7 separate regions of the Homo sapiens genome follow, and all the other regions are linked to region 6. Evidence: chromatin contacts called from ENCODE Hi-C data. All regions are on one chromosome and are shown on one strand. Each heading gives the region's core, a stretch centred on a gene start or an enhancer-like site at or near the end of the contact. The rest is flanking DNA. Distances are from core to core; before and after follow the strand shown.

Region 1 (3,565 bases), core at 934-3,433, 6.5 Mb before region 6:
CCTGGTTCATGTCATTTCCAAAGTGATTAAGAGCCAGTAAGAACTGCAGACAAAAACAAATGCTCATTTCACAGCAGCTACTTAATAACTTGCATTTACCCCTCCTCAGCTCCAATAAATAACTAATCATTAAATACCTAGCAATTTAATATTTAAATATTACATTGTTGCAAAATAACTTAAAAACCTTTATTGTAGTATACAAGATTCATATGTAACAATTTCTTGATGATTCTTATTTACAACAATACTTCTCAATATTACATTATACTTTTTTCTTATGACTAAATATAAACAAAATTCTTATTATTGCATAACATTCCATCACATGGAGTGTGATTTAACCATTTCCATACTGCTAGATATTAATTTTATAAAAGAACATCCCGAAAGTCATTACCAGTTATTTCATTTCTAGACAGTGAGAATCAATGTTGTTGGAGCTTATACAACTCTGATAATACCATGAAATGATAGACTTCCTCGCTCCACTGAAAAAATTAACCATTTACAAATACATACAACAATTCTGTATATAATCTTAAAATATCTTTGTTGCCCTGAAAGCTCATAAACAGAGTCCAAGGACTTATGTTACCAATCCCTGTTCTGGTCCACTGCAGGGTCTGGCTCATTTTCCTGCTTGCAAGCATCCATCATAATTACCTTCACATTTGCATTGGTCTTGGAAATACACAAAGCTGATAGGAAATGACTGAGCATCATCATTTTAATACCAGTAGCTAGTATGAATTAAGGACTCACTATGTGCCAGGCACTCTCCTAAGAGCTTCACAAATATTAATTCATGTAATCTTCAAAACAACACCGTAAAGTATACACTATTACAATTCTGAGGAAATTGAAGCACAGATTGCTTAAACTCGTTCAGATTTAAGTGGCAGTCAGGATTCAATTCCACTTAATCTAGGCTCGAAATTCTTAACCACTACACTACACCTCCCTCAGTCGATCCAAGATATACCCAAAATAAACTCATGCTGCCAGACCTCAAACCACATCTGGCTGGTACCAAAAACTTCCACTCATGAATTTCCTGGAAAAAAAGAAATCTCCACTCCTACCCCAGAACCATTAAACATATCTAAACCCTAAAAAACAAATAAAAACAAAGTATGAACATTAATCTCCAGCACGGGTATTTCCATATCATCAAGATCCTTAGAAAAACAGCGCTCACAGAGTAATTGAATTTGCAGCCTACAGTTAACTAACCATGTGTCTAACTATAGAACAGCATGAAGTGGGCACTAACAACGGGAAATCTATTAATTAGGTCCCCTGCCGTTAACTAGGTAGGGAAATCCTAAGGCCCAAATCAATGAATAAATAGATCATTCCTAAGCAGGATTTTAAACGGAAGGAACTCGAATGCATTTCACAGAAACAAAGCAGCAGCACGAACTCACAGGGAACCGGCTTTTAGAAGAGCAGCAGCGATTCGTTTCTCCTTCTCAAGCGCCTTCTCTGGAAACTGGCAGGGCTGGGGAAGCAGGCAGAGTTCAGGACACCCCAGGCTTTTCTTGACTCGATTGGAACCCACCCTCCACGCTTCCCTGGCCCCAACTAACCGCCACCTGCATGCACAAATGGAAACGACAGGGCAGAGGGTCAGCAGTCACCCGCGTCTGGGTTCGCAGCTCCGGGTACGCTGTAGTTCCGCACCCGGTTGCCCACGCCCGGGACCACCCACTGTGTCTTTTCGGAACTGTCCAGCGTGTCCTCCTAGACCCCAGACACCCACCCCAAATCTAGGTCCCAGCGTTTTGCAGGGGACCTTCATCCTGGGGCGTTCACCTCTGACTTCCCTCTTGGGCCTTTTCGCTACGGCCGAGCCTAAGTGGCTGAAGCGCGGACGAGGATGCGCGGGGCCTCGGTCTCCAACTGCACCACAGGCCGCACCCACGAACCTGGTCCGGCACAGTTACTACCGCCCGGGCCTCCAGGCCTCAGGGCTGCAGAAGCTCAGTCCCGGGAAAAAAAGCACACCGGCCTGAGGCTCCACAGGAACCTTTTCTCCACCTTGGCCCGGCCTGCAAAACCTGGCCCACTCCGCGCTCTTTTCCCTCAGAAAAGCAGCGGCCACAGTGGCGCCCGGCTCCCAGCCCCAGCCTCACCCGACTCAGAGGATAGCCCAGCCCTGGGAGTCAGCGGCGCCAGAATACGGGAGAGCGCCTGTCTCCGTCGCGAATGCGCTAGCGCGCGGGGGGGCGGAGGCAAGTCCCGCAGCTGCTCCGGGCCGGGAGGGGCGCGTGGGGCCGGGTCTCGGCGGGGATAGTCGGGCCGGGGAGACGGAGCCAGAGGGGCCGCAGTGTCCCTCGCCTCAGGCCTCTACCTGTAATGGCCGCCCCGTGACTGACCAGTGCCATTAAAGATAATCCAGGCCTGCTCCCCTGTGGACACTGCGGTCCAAAATTTAAAAAAACAATATTCCGCCTTTTTATTTTTCATTTGGTTCTCGGCTCGGAGACAGGCGGAGGCTGCGAGCCCCGCCCCGCCCCCAGCGACGCCTCACCGGAACCTTTGGAAATCGGCTTCTGCCTCGAGTGCGCAAGCGCGCGGGGGGCGAACGCTGGGGCCCTTCAGGGAGCAAGGGAGAAGTGTGGGGCCGCACCTGCCGAGGGGTCGGGAGGTTTGGAGGAGGGTGGAGGTTGGCTACAGGATCCCGATGGGGATGGAGTGTTCAAATCTAGGCCTGTAGCCGTGACCCTGGCGTGAGTTGGATGGAGGAAACCCCAGTATCGCGAGCCTGGACCAAGGCGCGGCGCGTGCTGCCTGTGGTGTTTGCTGAGTGACGGCCGCCGCGCCCCCGCGTACCTGGACCGAGTGCCTGGCCGCTGGCGGAGTAGTGTTTCCGTGCACGGGGCTGCTGCGTGCGCGTGTGCCGTTCTCTAGCGGGGGATTAGGATGGTGCCGCAGAGAAGGCTGCGCGGTGGTGCCTGACTCTGACGCTGGCTGTAGCGGGTCTCTGGGGTCTTTGCGGTTTGTGTCTGCGTTTGTGACGTACCTGACATCGGATCTGTGACTGTGGCTCTGCCTCATCCAGCGTTATTTCCAGAATCCTTCTGATAGGGCAGCGCTTCTGGTTCTGGTTTTCCATGGAGACGGTTTGTGGGTCCCTATGAAACTGAGTGTTGGGATTTTGATTATCTGCATCTGGCCCTTGTGTGCCCTCAGGACTGTGGTGTTAGGCAAGTAAAATAATTGCAGGAAAAAAAATTGGAAAGGAATAAGGTTGCTATTACTTCCAAATGATGGAATTGTAGGACTGTGTCAGAAAATTGAATAGGACACCATGAAACGGGAGGGAGAGGCATTTTATTTTCTTCCATACCTGGTCTTGGAATATTCTAACAAATGAGATTTGTTTTTTCCCCTTTGTTCCTGGATGAACTCTTGGATAAATTCAATGTCTCCAAGCATTCTTGGATAGTAAGTTTCTTTGATCTTTAGTTGAAAGATCAGCCTCATTTTCGTAGCTAAAAATACCTTTAGTAATAAAAATGTTCATTGTAATACTTCATTTAAAATATTTAAAACTTTC
Region 2 (3,425 bases), core at 658-3,157, 7.2 Mb before region 6:
ACTAAAAACCAATAAACATATGGAATATGTTCAATTTTATTATTAATCACGGAAACCCAAATTCAAACCTGTGGGGGTGGGCGGGTATAAGTACAGATATATATTCAAATGAGGATTTAAAAGTCTGGCATGTCTGATTTGTATATCATAGTTTTTGCAAACATCAAAAATGTATTTCCCAAGACCATTTGATGACATGGGAGAATATTTCTGACACTTCTTTTTGCAAAAATGTAGAACATCAAATGGTAAATGAAATAAAATTTGGTTTTTGACAAATAATGAAAATACATTAAAATATTAACCCTAGTTATCTGAGTGGCTAAATTTTATTTTTTCTTGGTAATGCTGTGTTTTTGAGATCTCTAAATTAATCATCCTTTTATTTTTAAATCAGAATAAATATTTGAGAAGAAAATTCAGCAAGCATAAGTGGAGCAACCATCCTTTTCTGTGATGGGAAAATTATAGGGACCTATAATTAAATGACATTCCTTTAAGCAAGAATTTTCAGAAGAAAAAGAGGAAACCCCAACACACCTTGGATACTGCTTGTAGAAGTTCATCATGCATTCTTTCCTCCTCTTCTGGGTGACACCTGGAGAAAGGTAAAATTGGGAGAGGGAAGAGTAACTGTGAGACACCAGGTTTTTCTTGGTACCCAGATTAGTCAAGTAAGAGTTCTTCCCCAGCCCCATTACCCACCACACATGAGGAATGGAGATCAGAGGAGAATGGGGCATTCTGTCCAATTCCAGTGGCTCAGGGGAAAGGTTGTGTTCACTGCTGTCCAGGGTTGGAATCTGACCAGACCTCAGAGAGGTTTCCTAGAGACAGAGTTCTGGAGTCACAATCGCATAGTTGACAGGACCCCATACTCATACACAGAATGCCACATACATTTAGGGACAGTCACACTTAAGGCGACATGCACGTCTCACCTGCCCACAAGGAGCCACACACGGCAACACAGTTACAATCACATACACACCATAGGAAACACACAATTACAGCTGCACAATCGTAGGCACCCCACACTGTCGCAGAGTCACAATCACACATCACCACGGGAACACACAGCCACAACCCCCACAGTGACAGGTATCCCATATCCGCACATAAGCCGCAGTGTTATTATCTCCCAGACAATTTCACAACCTCCCCTCTTTTTTTGGGGGGGTGGGGTGGGGTGGGGACAGAGTCTTGCCCTGTCGCCAGGCTGGAGTGCAGTGGTGCGATCTCGGCTCACTGCAACCTCCGCCTCCCGGGTTCAAGTGATTCTCCTGCCTCAGCCTGCGAGTAGCTGGGATTACAGGCGCGCGCCACCATGCCTAGCTAATTTTTGTATTTTTAGTAGAGATGGGGTTTCACCATGTTGGCCAGGATGGTCTCGATCTCTTGACCTCGTGATCCTCCTGCCTCGGCCTCCCAAACACAACCTCCACCTTTCAGGCCGCTCCGCCCGCAGGGGCCCAAGGCGCCAGCTCCCCATCGGTCTTCGGTATCCTCACCTAAGCCCTTTCCAGTCATCCCGGATGGGAACTTGCAGACCTGAGCCAGTTCTCCTGGGGACCAAAATATCTCACCTCCCAGATCTAAGGGTCCCGCCAGGAGTGACGAAACGTTCGAATTCCTGCGAGAAAAGTGGCAGGCCACCAGGCCCTCTGGGAAATGTAGTCCAGAGCGGGACCCACGCCGATTCCTGTCAGCTCCTCGCCTGGGCCCACCCGAAACGGCTGCTCCCTCAACTCTCAACATCCAGCCGAGCCTCGGAGTTGCGGGTCGCCGTAGCGCTGCGCAATGGAGATGAGCCTCCCGGGGAACCCGGCCCAAGCCTCACCCTCACACAGGAAAGCAGATGTGTTCTGGCCGGAAGTTGAGTGGGGCCGCGGGGCCTGCTGGGAGGTGTTGTCCTCGGAAACGTCGCTGGCGCGGAGGGATGGTTCGGCGCTTTAGGCGTCTGTCACAGACCTATCTGCGGGTCGCCTTCACCCAGCATCTCAGAAACTGCGCGCGGGATGAACATTCGGGTGTTTCCGGCAGGTGACGCTGCCGAGTCCCCGCAGCAGGGGGCGAGCAAGGGACTCGCGGTTGACGGGACACGGATCCTCTAAGGCCCAGAGTGTCCCGAGTAGCGGCAGTGGGGAGTGCTCAGGGTACGCTAATGGTGAGTGGTTGCAGTTGATGGGACAAAAAACTGTGATGGGAGTTAGTGTGGGTGTGTGGTTGTGTGTGTGAGTGTGACGGCACGAATAATCTGATGGGGTGATTGTGATATTTGGTTGCGCGGGATTATGATGAAATGTGTGATATGTGTGTGATTATGATTAAGGCTGTAGCGAGTGTGAACGTGGCGAAGTGTGCGTGATTGTAATATGTCTAGTAGTTCTTGTCTTGAGCTGGCTTTTCTGTAGCATTTGGCACAGTTGGTAACGGCTTGAAAAACACTTATTTGTTTTCTACTGATCCTCCCTCCTTGTTGGCCACTCCTCTGTAGTCTTCTTTGCTGTCTTTTTTACCCTAGTAGCCCTTGGCCCTTTGTAATTTTCCACTATTCCTTGGCGAACTTTTCAGGTTCATTATTATCTTATGACTTGCTGCTTTTATGTATGTTAGTTAGCTATTGCCATGATAATAATTATGTCTAAAAACCACCCCTGAACTCAATGCCATACAACAGCAAGTCCTTACTCTCCTGTTCACAGGCTTGCGCATTGACTGTGTTCAGCTGATCTAGGTGGGGCTTGGCTGAGTGGATAGGCTGCGTGACGAGTTAAGATCTGCGCCGCATGTGTTCTTTCAGGGTCTCAGGCCAAAAGGACATTTGTTGCCAGGGCATGCTCTGCTCCTGATGGGTCACCAGAGCGCAAGAGAGATTGCCTCAACCAGAGCAAGTCACATGGCTAAGCCTAAAATCAATTATGCCCACAGTTGGAGAGCAAAGTTACCTCGCAAAGAGTATGAATAATAATCTATTAGAGGGTGTGAGGAATTGGACTAAAATTCCAGTCTACCACCTTAAGAAACATACCTCTTTATCCTGGTGAATGCCTTTTAGTCCGGGTTCTCTTTTGTCTGATAATATTGCTTTTCAAGTTTTATTGTATTTCTTAAGAATTTCATTTTCTAACCCCCTTGTGTCTTTATGTTTCAGATCTGTGTCTTGTAAAGAGCATATTGCTGGGCTTACATCCGTTTATCTTGTTTGACTGTTATTTTAATAGGTGAGTATAGTTCAGTGGCATTTATCATGATTGCTCATAAAAAATGTTTTATTTTCTATTACGCCTTAAACATTTTTGATTGACATATAATAGTTGCACATATATCTTTTTTTATTGTGCAAATTCACCTTATCCCTTTTTCTCCCCTAGGTTGGTTTCTGCTATTATCCTTTTTTAATATGCATGCTTAACAAAACTCAA
Region 3 (3,449 bases), core at 295-2,794, 6.5 Mb before region 6:
AGGATTGATACAAAGGTATTTACAAATGTTTTTAATTACAGCTAGGTGTTGAACATGTTGGGGTTCGTATTATTCTTTAGCCTGCTTGAAAACATCCACAATAAAGTTAAAATTTTAAAACTCTTCAAATTTCCCCCAGAAAGTACAGTTATTTTTCATCAAAACCTTAGACCAGGCCAGGCGCGGTGGCTCACGCCTGTAATCCCAGCACTCTGGGAGGCCCAGGCGGGTGGATCACGAGGTCAGGAGATCGAGACCATCCTGGCTAACACGGTGAAACCTCGTCTCTACTAAAAACACAAAAAATTAGCCGGGCATGGTGGCGGGCGCCTGTAGTCCCAGCTACTCGGGAGGCTTAGGCAGGAGAATGGCGTGAACCCGGAAGGCGGAGCTTGCAGTGAGCCGAGACCGCACCACCGCACTCCAGCCAGGGCGACACAGCGAGAATCCGTCTCAAAAAGCAAACAAACAAACAAAAAAATCTTAGACCAGAAAGGACTGCTGTATCATTGGGTGGAAAGGAGAGGTGTAGTGTGGCTGGGGAGTAGAGCTAAACTGATGATCCCATCCCCGCAGCATCATTTATGGGGTGCCTAAGGACCAGTCACTAGCATGGCTGGTTCTTCCTTAGGAAGATGTTGCTGGAGGTAGAAAACGTTTCGGAAAGGAAGAAATTTGAGGTTAGAAAGAAAACAGGAACTTCACACAAGACTTTCAGAAGTGCGATATTCTTTTCCTCTGGGTGCCTCTCTTGGAAAACGCAGAACCGAGAAAAGAAATAAGCATCATAGAACATCAGAGCTCTCGGAGCAGACGAAACAATTTAGGATAACACCAACCTCTAGAAAGGGATTAGTCTTCCCCACAGGGCTGTCAAGCTAGAATAGGACATCTTTAACAGTGGTCTTCTTCCTAAGACACTTCCAGGGGTAAAGCCTCACCATCAGGGAAACTTCAAAAAGAGCCTCTTACTCTGCAAAGAAACTGCAGCAGCTGTAACCGCACGATTCTCAGCTGGCTTAATGATGTCCGTGTCACACGAGGAGTACTGCGGCCCGGGAGGGGCCAAGCGCTAGGAGCATTAACAGGCGGCAGGTGAGCCCACCCCGCGGCCGCACAAGCGCACACGCACACGTCCAGGGCGGAGGAACACTACTAGTAACACCCGCCTCCTTCTAGCCTCCCTATCCCAAAGTTATGGTGCCGATTTTGTCCGCGGCAGGGGCTCCAGGGGCACACTCATAAATTCGGTGCGGAGGAACACAACTAGCAGCACCACACCCCCGCCACTGCCAGAACCAAAGTGACGGTGCCGACACCCCTCCGCAAGCGCAAGGCCGACTTCCATAAGTAATTAGCCAGAGCACCGTCCCGTTCCTGTCAGCACCGAGCCCCAGCCAGGACACCGGTATTCCCAGCACCATACAAGAACTACTTTTTCGATGAAGCAACCCAAAAGCTGCGAGCGGTTCCCGGTGAGGCCGCCCACTCACCTGGCCGGCGCAGACAAGCTCCGTGCGTCAAGACATAACAGCGTAAGTGTACGACGTTGCGCAGCGACGCGGGGGCCTTCGGGAAATGTAGTCTACAACTGGAAACCGGCCGGATCGTGTCTGCGCAGGCCCAGCAGCTAAGATCGGGTCCGGCGCTCCAGAACAGAACGATCCCTGAGGCTCCCTTGCTCGAACTGTGGGACTTACCCTACTATGGTCCGAGCCTACCCTATTTCATTATACTCAAGTAACGCCCCAGAAATTCCAGAGAATCTCACACAAAGAGGTTGAGTCTTGCCGTGGTGCCTTCAGGGGAATGTCATCCCGGGCTAGAAGAGCTGCAAAAGGCTGTCAGGTAAGGTCTGGATTTCTCTCTGACAGCTCTGGCCGTGACGCAGTGGCCACGATACCGGGTTGCTGCTCAACGGGGTTCGGAAGTGTGACGCATTCTTTGCGGCCATGTGTGTGTGTGTGCGTGTGTGTGTGGGTCTGTGCGCGCGCGTGTCCGAGTGTCCTCTGTGGGTGCAGAGTGGGTAGTGGCCATGCCTGTGTGATGTGCGTCAGATTATGCTTGAGGCTATTAGTGGCGCATTTAGTATTGTGTGCGGAAGGGTCTTGGGAATGGTTTGATTATAGCTTTGAGGGTGACTGATGTCTGTTTAATCAGATTCAGCCTGCGACTGAGTATCTTATAACCTGTAAGAAATTGATTTTTCTTTGCATGGTCATGAATTTAAAATAGATTCCCATGAAATTATATAAATGTAGTGAATGATTCATTGAGAGTTCGCCTGTGGCAGTGAATGTGGGGAAAGAAGTGTGTGAGCATAATATGGTGAGAATGAGCACGATTGTGTGCAGCGCTGTATTATAGTGATATCTCCTGGCTTCAGTTTTCTCACCTGTAAAGTGAGGGTGTCAGTCGTGTAACGCTTTGGAACAATGCTTTTTAATAGGAATTTCTGCAAAACTGAGTTCCATTTTTTATATCTGTGCTCTCCAATATAGTAGCCACTAGCTACATATGGCTATTGAGAAATTGAAATGTGGCTGGTTTGACTGAGGAACGAATTTTTTAAATTGTGTTCAATTTTAATAAATCTAAATGTAAACAGCTATATATGGCTAATAGTCTTCCTATTGAACAGTACAACCTGGAGCATTAATTTGCCTTCAAGATTTGAAGGGGGTAAAAACTTAATTCATCTAGCAAATATTTGAAAATGAAATTCTTAAAACTTCCTTAAATTTTTTTTTAAATTTGAGATGATTGTAGATTCATATGAGGTTGTAAGAAATAATAGAGACATTGTGTGTTATCTTCAACTTAGTCTTCTCCAATGACAACATCTTGCAGGACTGTAGTATAATATGACAACCAGGATGTTGACATTGATAGTCAAGATAGATCATTTCCATCACCTCGAGGATCTGTTGTGTTGCCCTTTTATAGACAAATGCACTTTCTTCCCTCTTGTTTGAAGATATTCGCGTCAACATTAATGATAATGTAGGCATACCTCATTTTATTGTGCATCATTTTATTGCACTTTGCAGATACTGTATTTGTTTGTTTTAAAGAGACAGGCTCTCACTGTCTCACCCAGGCTGGAGTGCAGTGGTGCAGTTATAGCTCACTGCAGTCTCGAACTCCTGGGTTCAAGGGATCCTCCAGCTGGCCCACAAAGCCTGAAATATTTATTATGTGGTTCTTTGCAGGAAAAGTTTGCAGACTCCCAATCTATATTATTTCTGATGGCTACTTTATTTTCTATTATATGGATACACTAGAATTTATTTAACCTGTTCTTTATTGAAGTCTAATTTATGTTTGTATCTAGCTTTTTCCATTTTAAAATTAGTCTATCTGCACCTGTCTGCATATATCCTAGTGAACATATATAATTATTTTCCTTAGACAGGGTCATAGGAGTGGGATTACTGAAACATCTGGCT
Region 4 (3,444 bases), core at 945-3,444, 6.8 Mb before region 6:
GATCTGCCCACCTTGGCCTCCCAAAGTGCTGGGATTACAGGCGTGAGCCACCATGCCTGGCCAACTTCTTGCTCTTTTTGCCACTACTTTTAAGCTGATATATTTGGAACTGAGGTAGCCTCATTCTACAGGTTTAGATCTGAAGTATTTTAACTATTGCTTCTTCCAGTGTATTTTCTGGTTTGCAGGCCAGTTTCTTCTTTAACTCATCAGTGACACAGTGGTTTGTATGGCTTTTAATTTCAAAGAATATTTTTTCAATTTGCTTTTTTGTTTTTTGCTGATTTTTATCTATGCTAATTTTAACTAGACATGTTCCCTTGATGGGCATGACTAGATTTTTTCTTCCCCACTGCGTTTATAATTTAGATGGATTTTCACATCTCAAGCCAGTTAAGAGTGTGGAAAATAGGACTCCTTAAAGCACAGATAATGACAAGTGGTTCAGATTTACAAGGGTAACTCAGGTGAGAGTGTATCATTGTACTTGGCACACAGCACTGAGTAACTATCACCTTTCATTTAAATGAATGCAGCTGTAAATGCTTTCCTAGATGTCTTGTTGATGTTTGTTAATTTCTGTAGAGTTTCATTCTGCCCCTTTCACTGTTTATCACTTGATCCTTATCACTTGAGAGTCCCCTTATTACTTGACCTGCTGTTACATTATGTTTGATTTATTACAAATACCCCATCAGCCTGGGTCTCTCTTTACTCCCTTTGTACACCTACATCTAAACATAGTGATTTGGATTATCTCAGGATCCCACATCCTCACTGTACCCCCACCCCCACCCCTACCATATCTTTCTTAAGTTTTCTAGTCCCTGCTTTTCATTTGTGCTTCTTAAATCCCAGCCCCATGCCTGACTGTGGTTCCCACTGAGTTCTGTGACAAGCATTCTACATTTATAGATATTAAATCTTTGGCCGGGTCATTTACCTGGGCTGGAATAGGGCTCTCGGCTGATCCTCCTTCCTAAACACCCTCTCAATGGGAGAGGCTGATACCCAACATGCAAACCTTGTTTTTTACTTCTCCAGGCAAAGGGATGTTGGAAGACATTCTGGAGGGGGTAGGGTGTGAAGATTTACAAATAATCTTTGAATATCTGCTTCATGATAGGTCTTGGAGGTGCCTTGTGGGTGTGGCTTTGGAGGGATGGTTACGAGGAAATTGTGGATATTAAGGAAGTCAGGAAAGGAAAAGATGACTCACTGACAATTCAACAATTGTCCTAAGGGACTTTCTGGCTGCTTGATGCCCTAGAAGCCAGGCCCTCACTTCTGTAAATGCTGGGGACTGTGGATACAGAATTTAAAGGGTCACCAAAAAAACTCAGTAATCAAGATAAACAATATTTTAATGTAATATCTTTAAAAATAAAATCAATGCAAAAAGAAAACACCCCTGTTGAACAAAACGGTCAGACTTATGCCTCCTTTCCAACACCGCCCCACCTCCACCCCACCCTCCGGAAGTTTCCTCCAAGCCGCACCTGTACCCCAGCCTCCAATAAAAACCTCGGGAATTTCCTGATCAAGCTTCGGATCCCCACCACCACCAGGGGATCTTTTGCTGTTCACCCCAAGTTCAGTCTGCATCCCCTAAAATCCTAGGGACACGCGACCAGTCTCCCCCATCTGCATTCCGGGAGTTTGCCCCAAACCAATCCTGCTCTCCGCGAAAATAGCCTTGGGGTTCCCTGTCCTGGTACACCCTCCTACTCTAGGGGACAAAGGGCCGGTGTCGCCTCCAAACTGGTGGTTCCCGCAGAGCATCGTCTCTCCCTGAGCCGCGTCTGTCCCGACCTGGCACCTGCTCAGGGAAGGGCGCATCAGGGCGGAGACTTGCGTAGTGAGCTCAGCTCACCCGCACCTTGAAGGTCAGCGCACACTGGCCACCCGCAGAGCACCGGGACCACATTTTGCAGAATCCTTCGGCAGTCCCGCGATGCCTTCGCGGTCAGCAGATCTCATTGGTTTACAGAGAAACTTGTCAACGTCACTTGGGCATCTTAAGAGTGGGTTCGTAAACTTGGTTGTGTGCGCTGTGCAGATGTCAGTCACCCTGTGTGGTGGGCAAAGCCGACTTCTCCGCCTCTGTAGCTCCGAAACTACAATCCCCAGAGGCCTCTGCGGTCACTTCCGCTCCCCTCCCTACCCTTCAGTGTGTAGCGTTGACGTCAGAAACACTTCCGGTCGGTGGCCCAGGCGCGTTAAGCTGGTTGGGACCCGGGAAGGCCTCCCTCTTAAGGTCTTTCCCACACCTCTGCACCTTGTTACCTGACTTTCGGCTTCAGGATCCGCAGCGTGCACCCGCGTTCCGTGAGTGCCCTATAGGCAGTCAGCATGCCCCTCTGCGTGTCCCTGTGTTACGGGGACGCCGGCTGGGAGCCGCAGAGCTATCTCAGAACTAGGGCGCTCTCCTTTGGGCACCTCCAGGCCATTTTCCTTTCATTCGAGCCCACAGGGTTAGAGATAAACCCTCACTCCGTTGCTTGGGGACAAGGGCTTCACTCCCTGTCCCGAGCTTGCGGCTGAGCTTGAGGGTGGCTGGGTCATCCTGGCCCCCCACTGGATGGGAATTGGCTGCTCTGGTGATTTCTGTGACATCCCAGACCCCAACTGTGGGGCTCTGGAGCGGACTGCGCTTCACTTCGTGGGGAGGGTGTTTCCACCTAGGCCACTCTTATTTCTCTTCACATCCCCAGATCTGTCTTCTGAGACTTTGCCCTTCTCCAGGAAGAGCACTCAGGAGACCAGGAAAATGGCCACAGGGCTCCTGAGAGCCAAAAAAGAGGTGAGAATTAACTGTAATTCTATCTTGGCTGTCAACAGAATGGGTCCCATTACCTTTTCTTGTCCTGGAGGCTGCCTTGTTGGTATTGGGCAAAGTCATTCCTAGCCCTAGTCATTCCTAGTCCATAGAACAAGGAGGATTTTGATATAGTCTTGTAGAGCGTCCGATTCTGTCGCTGTTCAGGGCGCCACTTGTAACCTGCACGGACCTGGTGGACTGAACAAAAGGAATAAAAGACAAGAAACAAAAAAGTATATTTGGAAGAAGGGGTCGGGGGCACTTTGTCTCTAGTGGACAAGGGCCCTGAGCTTTACACAACCCTCCCGTATTTATTGGTAAAACAGATAACAAGTTAGGGGGTGGTGATTGTCAGGTAATTGTCAGTTGGCCGTTTGGTTCGCAATTGCAAGACTGCATCCTTCCAACAATAGGCGCTAGATTTCCTGGTAGATCACTTCAAGGAGCCAGGCGCCAGGCAGTGATGGCTCTCAGCACATCTTTTGGTGGCAGTGTGCGTTTGCTCACATCCTGCATTCATGATAAACAGTTTACCGTTTAATCATATAACCTCCAGTGGAATGCTGAGTTGGTCACAATCCCTTTGGTCTTTTCGGCTCCAAACATAGTCTGACCTGAATTTT
Region 5 (3,127 bases), core at 628-3,127, 6.9 Mb before region 6:
CTAGCTGGAGTGCAACAGTGTGATCTCAGCTCACAGCAACCTCTGCCTCCCGGGTTCAAGTGATTCTCCTGCAGGGATTACAGGCATGCACCGCCACGCCTGGCCAATTTCGTATTTTTAGTAGAGACGGTGTTTCTCCACGTTGGTCAGGGTGGTCTCGAACTCCCAACCTCAGGTGATCTGCCCGCCTCAGCCTCCCAAAGTGCTAGGATTACAGGCGTGAGCCACTGCGCCCAGCCGAATATTTTCAATAGATGTCACAAAAGAAGATAAAAGAATGGCAAATAAGTATATGAAAGTATGCTAAGTTCATTGACATCAGGAAATGCAAATTAAAAACATAATTTGATACTACTGCTCATTCCTTAGAATAGTCAATAGATGCCTGATGTGGGGTTTGGGAGGTGGGGATTGACTTAACAATGTGGGGGGCAGAGGGCGGTGAATAAAAATATTCTATATCCGCCGGGCGCGGTGGCTCACGCTTGTAATCTCAGCACTTTGGGAGGCCGAGGCGAGCGGATCACGAAGTCAGAAGTTCGAGGTCGGGAGTTCGAGACCAGCCTGTGAGCTCGAACCCTGTCTCTACTAAAAATACAAAAATTAGCCAGGCATGGTGGCGGGCACCTGTAATACCAGCTACTCGGAAGGCTGAGGCAGGAGAATCGCTTGAACCCGGGAGGCGGAACTTGCAGTGAGCCGAGATCTCGCCACTGCAGTCCAGCCTGGGTGACAGCTAGACTCCAACTCAAAAAAAAAAAAAAAAAAATTCTATATCCAGTAACACTAAGGATAAATGCTTGAGGGGATAGACACCCTATTTTACATGATATGATTCTTACGCATTGCATGCCTGTATCAAAACATCTCATGTACCCCATATACAACTACTATGTACCCACAAAAATTTAACTAAAATGCTTAAAAATTTTTTAATTTTAAAAAATATTCTATATCCTGATTACGATGGTGGTGACAAGGGTTTAGACATGCGTTGAAGCTTACCGAACAGTTCACTTAAAATGAGTGCATTTTATTGTATCTAAATTATTCTTCAGTAAAGTTGATTTTTAAAAAACATGCACACAAATATAATTTACAAACTATAACATTAGCTCGTTTATGGTGTACCATTCAGTCACTTTTAGTGTATTCAGAGTTGTGCAAACATCATTATCTAATTCAAGAAGCTTTGCATTACCCCAAAAATGAACCCTTTAGCTATTACCAATCACTCACAGTTCCCCCTAATCCTGCTAGTCCTAAAAAACTCTAACTTACTCCTTTTCCGTAGATTTGACTATTTTAAATATTTCCTATAAATGCAGTCATACAGTATGTGGCTTATCCACGGATGAAGGCAAAAATGACGATTTAGTCAGTCTAGCATTCTCAGAGAGCGTTATAACGCCTAGTACAGTCCGGGGTCCTGGGTGCGTTCTGCACTGAGTCGGCTTGGGGCAGGAAGTCATTTAAGCGACCTCCTTCCACTTGCCCCAGCGCCTCACCCCTTCCTGCTCTAGACTACAGTTCCCAAAAATCCTTGCGGCTCTAGTCAACATCTGGCCCGAAGCTGGCGACCTTTTCCTGTTTCTCAGGGAACTCCCTGGGGTTGGCCGGTACCATGGAGGAAGATTGTCTTCAGCGTGCAGGGCCAGCGTCCTACGGCAGTTTCACTCTGAGCCTGTGTCTGGATCACGGAGACGCGGGGTAGCGGTTCGGAGTGCGGAGCAGGGATGTCCCCGAGCTGTGCAGCTGCAAGAACCCGAAAAAACAGGCGCCATCTTCTCGGCGCGGTCCTACTCCGGACTGTATTTCCCAGAGGCCCCCGCGAGTCCAGGGCAGCCCCTTCATTTGCCTGCTGGACCCTCCGCCTCAAGGGTAGGGGAAGTGCGCGGTGAGCGGCCTGGGTCTTGCAGGCTCGGCTGGGGCCCGCAGGTACGTGCATGGGAGTTTGAAGGGACTGACCAGGCTGGTCTGGAGTGTTGGGCATGTATGAGTGTGTCGGGCATGTATGAGTTGGTCGGGCTGATAGAGGGGGTGGTGGGGAGGCGGGCGCGAGGCGTGGGCTTCCGTGTGTGAGTGTGACCTTATGTGACTGTGCCTCTCTGTGTGCGCGGGTGTGATTGTATATCCTCGTTGTAGTTGTGTAATTGTAACAATGTAAGGCTGTATGTGTAGGTATGACTGTGTCCCGTGTTGGGACTGTGATTGTGTGTGGCTGTGTAACTTTGCGTGACATTTGTGGAGGGTGTTTGTGTGGAGAGAATCTGATGAGGCTGTGACTGTGTGTTAGTCTGAGGGGTGTGTGTAATTGTGTTTGTATGACTGTTAGCAGCACTTAAGTGTACTGGATGCCTTACTGAGTAAATCTACTACCCAGAAATAACCCAGTAACGTGAGAATGTGAGAGTGTGACCATGTAACTTTATGTAGCACTGTGTCTGCGGTTGGAAAGTGCGTGTAATCGTGCCGGGGTGATATGTGTGTCCTAGTGGTCATTGTGTTATTTTGAATGTGTGATTGTGTGTAGTGCTCAATAGGGGTCCTGGGGAGGGGGGAACTGTAACTTTGTGTGGCTCAGTAGTGCGTGTGGTATTGTGACTATCTGTAGCACTCTGGTTCTGAATGGTGCTATGTTTGAGGGGTCTGTAAATATGCTAGTGTAACTTATCCTCAAGGTAGATGTGGGACAATGATTGTGTGACCATATATAGTGTTATTGTTTGGGTGAGGCGTGCCTGTGGAGGTCTATGTGGGTCCCCATGGTGGCTGGGTGACTGCAGCATTGGGTAGGGGGTGCTTGTGACTGTCTTTGTGACTCCAGCTCTCCCTGTGAGGTCAGGACAGATTCTCGAGAGGAGAGACCTCACCCCTCTGATACCAAGAATGCTCATGACAGCCTACACTTCTCTGTTTTTGTTTTGTTTTGTTTTAAGGCGGAGTTTCGCTGTTGTTGCCCAGGCTGGAGTGCAATGGCGCAATCTCGGCTCACCGCAACCTCCGCCTCCCCGGTTCAAGCAATTCTCCTGCCTCAGCCTTCCTAGTAGCTGGGATTACAGGCGTGTGTCACCACGCCCTGCTAATTTTGTATTTTCAGTAGAGACGGGGTTTCTCCGTGTTGGTC
Region 6 (3,179 bases), core at 9-2,508:
AGTGCGTGGGGAAGGCTGGTCGCCCCACCCTAATCTTCTTATGCAAATAGGCTTCCCAGTTGATTGGCCCATCTTGCCAGCTTCTTACTGTGCACGTGGCTGACAAAGAGAAGGGAAGATGGAGCCGCCATCTTTAACATGATTGGCACAACTGCTGGTATCTATGTCTGCGGCAGCTGGATTTTACAGGCTGCTCTTCCTTAGGAAGGGAAATAATTTGGGGCTGCTTTTCATTAAAAAGAAAAGCCTTACCGAGGGCTCCCATACCCTATCTGCCTAAGTGATGGCTTCTTAACTCGTATATATTAACAACACTGTATTCGTACTAGATGCCATTGCCATTGAATTATGTGCCTTAAAATAATTTTGTTTTGTGAATTACACCTCAAAAATATTTTTTAAATAATAAAACGACCACGTTAAAAACGTTTTGCATAGCGAAAAACAAGTCAAAGGAAAAAAGCTTTTTGGTTGAGCAATATTTGATACAATGTTAATATGAGTATGTAAATAATACTTAACGGAGGGGAAAAAACTAAACACTCAATAGAAATGTGGGCAAACTATTTGACCAATTCACAAAGACTATAATAGTGGCAACGGAAAATATGCACGGATGTTCCACTTTATTTACAAAAGAACAAATACAAATTAAAACTACATTTAGAAACCATTTCTTACCATTAGATTAGCAAAACTTAACTCCTCGAAGACTGTGTCTTCTCGCTTGTTCCCTTTCCAATAACACTCCTGTTATCATTGGAGGCGTTTAGACTTCAGAAATTCCTGTCTATTCAGTATTTTCTGTCCTGGACCAGGGAGAGAGAAGGACGACTCTCAGGATAACAGTTCACATTCCCCACTAGGCAGGCGCTCGTGGCTTTGGGATTCGTTCCCAGTGGGCACCTCGGAGTGGCAACGCTTCCCCCTGAAGAATGAGATTTTGAGCGTTTTTCCTTCAGCATTCGGAGGAGTGTAATCCAAATGCTCTGTGGAGTCGTACACACTGGCTCCAGAAGGAGGATACAAGCAATTCTGGGAATGGTAGTCCAGACGCTCAGTGGAGTAGCGGTCAGCTTGGCTCCGGCAGGCGAATCAGGGGATTTCTGGGAAATGTAGTCCAGACGCTCAGTGGAGTCTCGGTCAATTTGACTCCGGCAGGTGGATCCCAGGGAATTCTGGGAAGTGTAGTCCAGACGCTCGGGGTCGTCGCGGTCAGTTTGTCTCAGGAATTCTGGGAAGTGGAGTCCAGACACTCAGTGGAGTAGCGGGCCACTTCCGCTCCGTTACTGTGAGGTTGCTGCAGTTTTGTCCCTGGTAGTTTGGGTCAGTTCCGCGAGACCCTTCTGAATTTCCTGGACCTACGCATTGGATCCTTAACGAACTGGTGATCGAATTAGGGGAAAAGAAACCTCGTCGGAGAGCAGAGGTTTGGCGGAGCGGGGCCGCTGTTTTCGTTCTCGTCAGTGGAGCCTTCTTGGGCTTGGGGCTCTCCTCGCGTCCCCGGGGTGTTTGGGACTTGGTCGGGTCGCGTCTCGCCTGGTTTTAGGGTCTCCGGGGCTCTGAGCTCGCCCACTCGGCCTCCCTGCACCCCACGCGCGTGGCCACTTCCTCGCGATAAAACGCTGGGATGTTACTTAATCTCCTTGGGTCTCCCGTTACAGTTCTTTAAGATGGGGAGTTTAGGACCATCCTAATAGAATCGTTTTGGGAACTGAAAGCGGTAACACAAATGAGAGCCTTAAAGCAGCCCCTGTCACTTGGTGACTGGTGGTCTCTTGTTAATTTCCCACGAAGCCTGTCAGGTCCCCGGGTGGGGTGAAACTCCAGCTGCAGGGGCACCGGCCCTTCTCCCTGATTCCTGCAAGACGCTGGGTGATCCCGGACGCCTTCTGACCTCTCTTTTAGGAAGGCGAGGGTTGCATCCACTTCCAGGAGGGGAGAGGAGCATTTAACTTTTATGGGGCACGGCGACCACGGTCAGAGTGTTTCACAGCCTTCTCCTTACCCAGCCCGACCTTTCCAAAAGAGCTGCAGGGAGGGACTTCTTGGCTTCTGAGGGCAAAGCTCTACGTGAGTGATCCTTGGCTTTTTTCTTTGACAGAGATGCTCACCCCAACCGAGAGTGTATAGGATGTGTCTTCGGGCATGGGTGTTGCTTTCAGTTGTCATGTTTTTCTAGTCTTTAATCTTGAAAGATAGCATAGCTTTCATCGTTTTTTCTTGGTATTTTATCCTTGTTATTTTTGAAGAGTATAGATGAAGTTATTTTGGTCAAAGATGTTCATTTGGAGTTTTTCTGATGTATTTCACGTTTAACTTCAAAATATGCATTTTTTGCTGGAATACCACAGAAGTGGTAAATCTCTCTCTCTCTTTTTTTTTCTTGAGACGGAGTTTCGCTCTTGTCGCCCAGGCTGTAGTGCATGGCACGATCTCAGCTCATTGCAACATCCACCTCCTGGGTTCAAGCTATTCTCCTGCCTCAGCCTCCCAAGTAGCTGGGATTACAGGTGCCTGCCACCACATCCGGCTAATTTTTGTATTTTTAGTAGAGAAGGGATTTCACCATGTTGGCCAGGCTGGTCTCAGACTCCTGACCTCAGGTGATTCAACCGCCTTGGCCTCCCAAAGTGTGGGATTACAGGCATGAGCCACCGTGCCCAGCCTGAAGTGGTAAATTTCTTATTGCAACATAACAGGGGCCATATGTCAGTTTGTCACTTCATTGGTGATCTCAACTTTGTTCACTTGGCTAAAGTCATGTTTGTCAGATTTCCGCATTGTAAAATTATTTTGAATTTTTTTTTTTACCCCAGGAACACAGATTCAAGTTGCTCTCAATATACACTCCCTAATTTTTTAGTTAAATAAAATTTTGTAAGGAGAAATACATTTATTAGTGCACATTCTACTGTAAAGGTGAACTCTCCCTTCTCCTTCATTTGCTTATTCATTCATTCAACTATAAATATTCTATCAGTGTAGATCCAGAATCCAGTCTTATTAAGTTAAATGACATGTGGATGAACAATTACCAATGCTTTGTCCAACTTTATTGAGGTGTATTCTACATATCATAGAAACTACCCATTTCGTGTGTACACTTTAATGATTTTTAGGAACTTTGTGGAGTGGAATAAACATCACCATAATTCAGTTTAAATAATTTTCATCCC
Region 7 (3,521 bases), core at 958-3,457, 7.0 Mb after region 6:
GTCGTTTACTCTGACACCTGAGGAATACTCCTGCTCCAGATGTTTGCACTGGCTCTCCCCTCTGCCCTGAGTACTCTTCCTGCCACTGAGCCCAAGAAGCAGCCCTTAGGACTCATCTGCAGTGACCGTCGGGAACATCTGTCACAGGTGAGCAGCAACTCTTGGAATCTTTCTTCCCCCGACTTTTGACTCACTCCTTCTGTGCTCCTGGATTTCCTGCTCAATTCTCTTTTGGGGACGCCTCTTCATGTCCTCAGGTCCTGCCTAGCACCCATCTCTTTCCATTTTTTAAAGATTTTTAATTTAATTTAATTTAATTTTTTGAGATGGAGTCTGGCTCTGTTACCCAGGTGGAATGCAGTGGCACAATCTCGGCTCACTGTAACCTCTGCCTCCCAGGGTCAAGCGTTTCTCCTGCCTTAGCCACCCGAGTAACTGGGACTACAGGCGTGTACCACCATGCCTGGCTAATTTTTTTTTTTTTTTTTGTATTTTTAGTAGAGATGCGGTTTCACCATGTTGGCCAGGCTGGTCTTGAACTCCTGACCTCAAGTGATCCGCCCGCCTCGGCCTCCCAAAGTGCTGGGATTACAGGCGTAAGCCACTGTGCCCAGCTTCTTTCCATTCTTATGAGCGCCTCTGAATCATGATATTCAGATGTCCCTCCTGGCTGGTCCTCCACATGGCTGGGGCACCTTAAAGATGTTCAGACCCTAAGCGCCCAGACAACCTATTTCTTCCTCGAAAGGCAGAAACCTGTTCTTGCCCATCTGTTCCCTCTCTTCTGAGAGCAGCCACCACCTTTCATCCAGCCCATCTGCAGGACAGGACGTAACGTCACCCTGGACTCATCTCTCCTCACCCCCTAAATCTACAGTCACCCAGTCCTGGGGGGTCCACGTCCTGAGGAAGGGAGACGCTCGCAGGGGACAAGGCTGCACAAGTTAGCAGAGCCTCATAGGCCATGATGTGGAATTTTAGGTTTATTCAGGAGGAGATGGGAGCCTTGGGAGGTTTTTGAACAGTAAAGTGGTATGATCTGGCATGTTTTAAAAGGATTCCTAGACTGGTCAACATAGCGAGACCCCATCTCTAAAAAAATAAATAAATAAATTAGCTGCACCTGGTGGCACAGGCCTGTAGTACCAGCTACTCAGGAAGCCAAGGCAGGAGGATCACTTGAGCCCAGGAGGTCAAGGCTGCAGTGAGCCATGATCGCACCAGTGCACTCCAGCGTGGGTGATAGAGTGAGACCTTGTCTCAAATAAAAAAAGTGGGATTCGTTTGGCTGCTGTGTGGGGAGGACTGTTGGTTGTCAGGGACAAGGACAGAAGGCTGGAGGTCAGCACACTAGACAGGAGTGCTGGCAGTAGAGGTGGGAAGAAGTGAAATTTTGGATCTATTTTGAAGGTGGAGCCCACAGGACTTGTATAAGACTGATTGGAGTGGGGACTGGGGCAACGACGAGAGAAAGTGATGAAGGGTAACTTTGAGGTTCTGGCCTGAGCATTGGAGGGACGGTGGGGCCATTTTGTGAGGTGAGAAGACCAGGAATTCCATTTGGCCACGTCAGGTTTGACATGCATGTTAAGCGTCTTCCCTCAAAGACTTTATGGACCCTCGTCACTGAGTCGAGCGCCTCCACCAGGGCCCTCAGAGCTGCCCTGATCCTGACTAGCTGTCACTGGTGACAGGTCTGTCTCTCTGCTTCAAGGCAGGGACAGGGTTGGTCTGGTGCCCTCGCTCCCGCCGCCCTGCGCAGAGTCGGTGCTCAGTAAGTATCTGTAGGATGAGGGAATAATAAGTGCTCCCAGAAGAGAGGCCGCGGACCCCAGGGATGCCTCTGGATTGCAGCCTTGTCAAAAGGACAGATAATGTGTGGCATGGGGGCGGGGACAGGCAGATAGTAACATAGGGGCGGGGGCAAGCAGATGGTCTTATCCTGTCTTGGGGAAGGGAGTGGCCCGGTAAGAGACAGGCCGGACCGCAGCGTTCAAAGTGGGAATCCTGGCTACAAGGCCTCAGGGACACGGGCGCTGGGAAATCACAGAGGCCTTACGCTCGAAGAGACCCTCAACCCTCCCACGGCACCGCAACAAAGAGCCGGAGTCCACATGCCGACCCACCGCAGGAGGAAATACTCACCCGGGCAGAACTCAGTGCTGGGATGCCCACACTGCCCACCACGCGGAAGCCTGGCCCGGAAGTGACTCCGAGACTACCACTCCCATAAGGTCTTGGGGCTTTCTTGCCTAGAACTCCCAGAAGCCCATGCGACACTTCCGCTGGATGCGCCTACGGCTCCGGGGTCCCGCTTGGCCTACAACTCCCAGAAACACTTGCATTGCTCTTTCTGCCGCTCCCAAAATACACTGCTCCCCCTCCCCCCGCGTTTACTTTCTGCGCCTGCGCGCGGCCGCAGGGAGCGGCGGAGCTGCGTGTACTGTTGTCATGGCAGCGCGCTGTCACCCGGCAGGTTGCTGGATGGGCGAAGTAGTTGTATTCTGATTAACTGATTTTGTGGGATTATTATAGGATTTTAAGGGGATTACAGGGCCTATGATTTCTGCCCTTTGAGGCGGGGTTGCGGGTGGGAATTGAAGGTGGAACTGCAGGGGTTGGTCGCTAGTGTAAAAGGCGCAGATAGCGCATGCGTAGAGCAGACTTCGAGGATTGGAGTGGAACTCCGCGCGCACGCGGGGGCTGTCGTGATGCGCGTGCTGGAGACCCAGACTCTAAACAGAAGGATCCAAAGACCCTTCTCACCTAACCCAGGAGCCCAGAGGCTCAGAGACTCAGACCCTTGAGACTAAGGGGGTTAAAAACGCAGACCCCTGGCACCAAAGCACCTGAGAGAACCAGTAGACCTGGAGACAACCGTCTGCACCCTAGACACAGGGATCTGGAGGCCTCCACCCTCCCCACAAGGCCCAAGGGTCTTGAAGACCCCGGTGACTCAAATACCGGGGCACAAGGAGTTTAAGGACTCAGATATCTGAGACCCTTGAGATCCAGGTCCCCAAACCTAGGTCCTCGAAAAAACTGAGGCTCAAAATTCCTCTAGACGGCGCGGTGGCTTACACCTGTAATCCCAGCACTTTGGGAGGCCGAGGCGGGTGGATCACGAGGTCAAAAGATGGAGACCATCCTGGCCAACATGGTGAAACCTCATCTCTACTAAAAATACAAAAATTAGCTGGGCGTAGTGGTGCGCGCCTGTAGTCCCAGCTACTCGGGAGGCTGAGGCAGGAGAATGGCTTGAACCCAGAAGGCAGAGGTTGCAGTGAGCCGAGATCGCGCCACTGCACTCCAGCCTGGCCACAGAGTGAGACTCTGTCTCAAAAAAAAAAAAAAAATCCTCTAGATTAAGGGACCACCAGAGCCTTAGACTGAGATGTGGAGATGTGCAGAGAGCCCCAGGATGTGTAGGTCTACGGCCGGTGATGACGTGAGAAGGAACCCCATGCACCCTGTAGCCCATTTTTTTCCCCCATAACAGGAAACCATGATGCCTTCCTTTC

The links. A loop is a pair of places that touch in the nucleus more often than their neighbours do. Pooled maps may share reads with other maps.
Region 1: a loop to region 6 is called in a pooled map, with 6 times the contacts of the local background. The contact joins the promoter of ZFP30 here to the promoter of ZNF225 in region 6. A Hi-C loop is called at or near these places in 4 of 50 pooled maps.
Region 2: a loop to region 6 is called in a pooled map, with 8 times the contacts of the local background. The contact joins the promoter of ZNF568 here to the promoter of ZNF225 in region 6. A Hi-C loop is called at or near these places in 7 of 50 pooled maps.
Region 3: a loop to region 6 is called in a pooled map, with 11 times the contacts of the local background. The contact joins the promoter of ZNF571 here to the promoter of ZNF225 in region 6. A Hi-C loop is called at or near these places in 5 of 50 pooled maps.
Region 4: a loop to region 6 is called in a pooled map, with 11 times the contacts of the local background. The contact joins the promoter of ZNF875 here to the promoter of ZNF225 in region 6. A Hi-C loop is called at or near these places in 2 of 50 pooled maps.
Region 5: a loop to region 6 is called in a pooled map, with 17 times the contacts of the local background. The contact joins the promoter of ZNF383 here to the promoter of ZNF225 in region 6. A Hi-C loop is called at or near these places in 8 of 50 pooled maps.
Region 7: a pooled map shows a loop between it and region 6 (30-fold over the local background). The contact joins the promoter of CTU1 here to the promoter of ZNF225 in region 6. A Hi-C loop is called at or near these places in 6 of 50 pooled maps.

What each region holds. Positions count from the first base shown.
Region 1 is chr19:37,653,282-37,656,846 of GRCh38, forward strand. ZFP30 (ZFP30 zinc finger protein) reads right to left here and starts at 2,184. Exons shown (of 6, transcript NM_001320669.3): 1 at 2,139-2,184; 2 at 1,431-1,598. RefSeq lists a silencer at 2,140-2,329 and enhancers at 2,353-3,340, 2,740-2,789.
Region 2 is chr19:36,914,425-36,917,849 of GRCh38, forward strand. ZNF568 (zinc finger protein 568) reads left to right here and starts at 1,908. Exons shown (of 7, transcript NM_198539.4): 1 at 1,908-2,167; 2 at 3,155-3,224. ZNF829 (zinc finger protein 829) reads right to left here and starts at 1,867. Exons shown (of 6, transcript NM_001037232.4): 1 at 1,587-1,867; 2 at 706-827; 3 at 541-598. The coding sequence starts at 743. RefSeq lists enhancers at 1,503-1,552, 1,613-1,992.
Region 3 is chr19:37,593,248-37,596,696 of GRCh38, forward strand. It overlaps ZNF571 (zinc finger protein 571), which reads right to left and starts at 1,545. Exons shown (of 4, transcript NM_016536.5): 1 at 1,494-1,545. It overlaps ZNF540 (zinc finger protein 540), which reads left to right and starts at 1,629. Exons shown (of 5, transcript NM_001172225.3): 1 at 1,629-1,848. RefSeq lists enhancers at 506-1,187, 987-1,116, 1,187-1,236, 1,188-1,870, 1,467-1,666 and 2 more.
Region 4 is chr19:37,332,455-37,335,898 of GRCh38, forward strand. It overlaps ZNF875 (zinc finger protein 875), which reads left to right and starts at 2,195. Exons shown (of 5, transcript NM_001353803.2): 1 at 2,195-2,328; 2 at 2,715-2,803. The coding sequence starts at 2,771. RefSeq lists enhancers at 1,202-2,144, 1,940-2,049, 2,145-3,086, 2,260-2,359.
Region 5 is chr19:37,216,337-37,219,463 of GRCh38, forward strand. It overlaps ZNF383 (zinc finger protein 383), which reads left to right and starts at 1,878. Exons shown (of 6, transcript NM_001387601.1): 1 at 1,878-1,938. RefSeq lists an enhancer at 1,504-1,993.
Region 6 is chr19:44,112,141-44,115,319 of GRCh38, forward strand. It overlaps ZNF225 (zinc finger protein 225), which reads left to right and starts at 1,259. Exons shown (of 5, transcript NM_013362.4): 1 at 1,259-1,429. It overlaps ZNF225-AS1 (ZNF225 and ZNF224 antisense RNA 1), which reads right to left and starts at 1,043. Exons shown (of 2, transcript NR_033341.1): 1 at 682-1,043. RefSeq lists a silencer at 970-1,320 and an enhancer at 1,013-1,712.
Region 7 is chr19:51,106,202-51,109,722 of GRCh38, forward strand. CTU1 (cytosolic thiouridylase subunit 1) reads right to left here and starts at 2,208. Exons shown (of 3, transcript NM_145232.4): 1 at 2,146-2,208. RefSeq lists an enhancer at 2,174-2,503.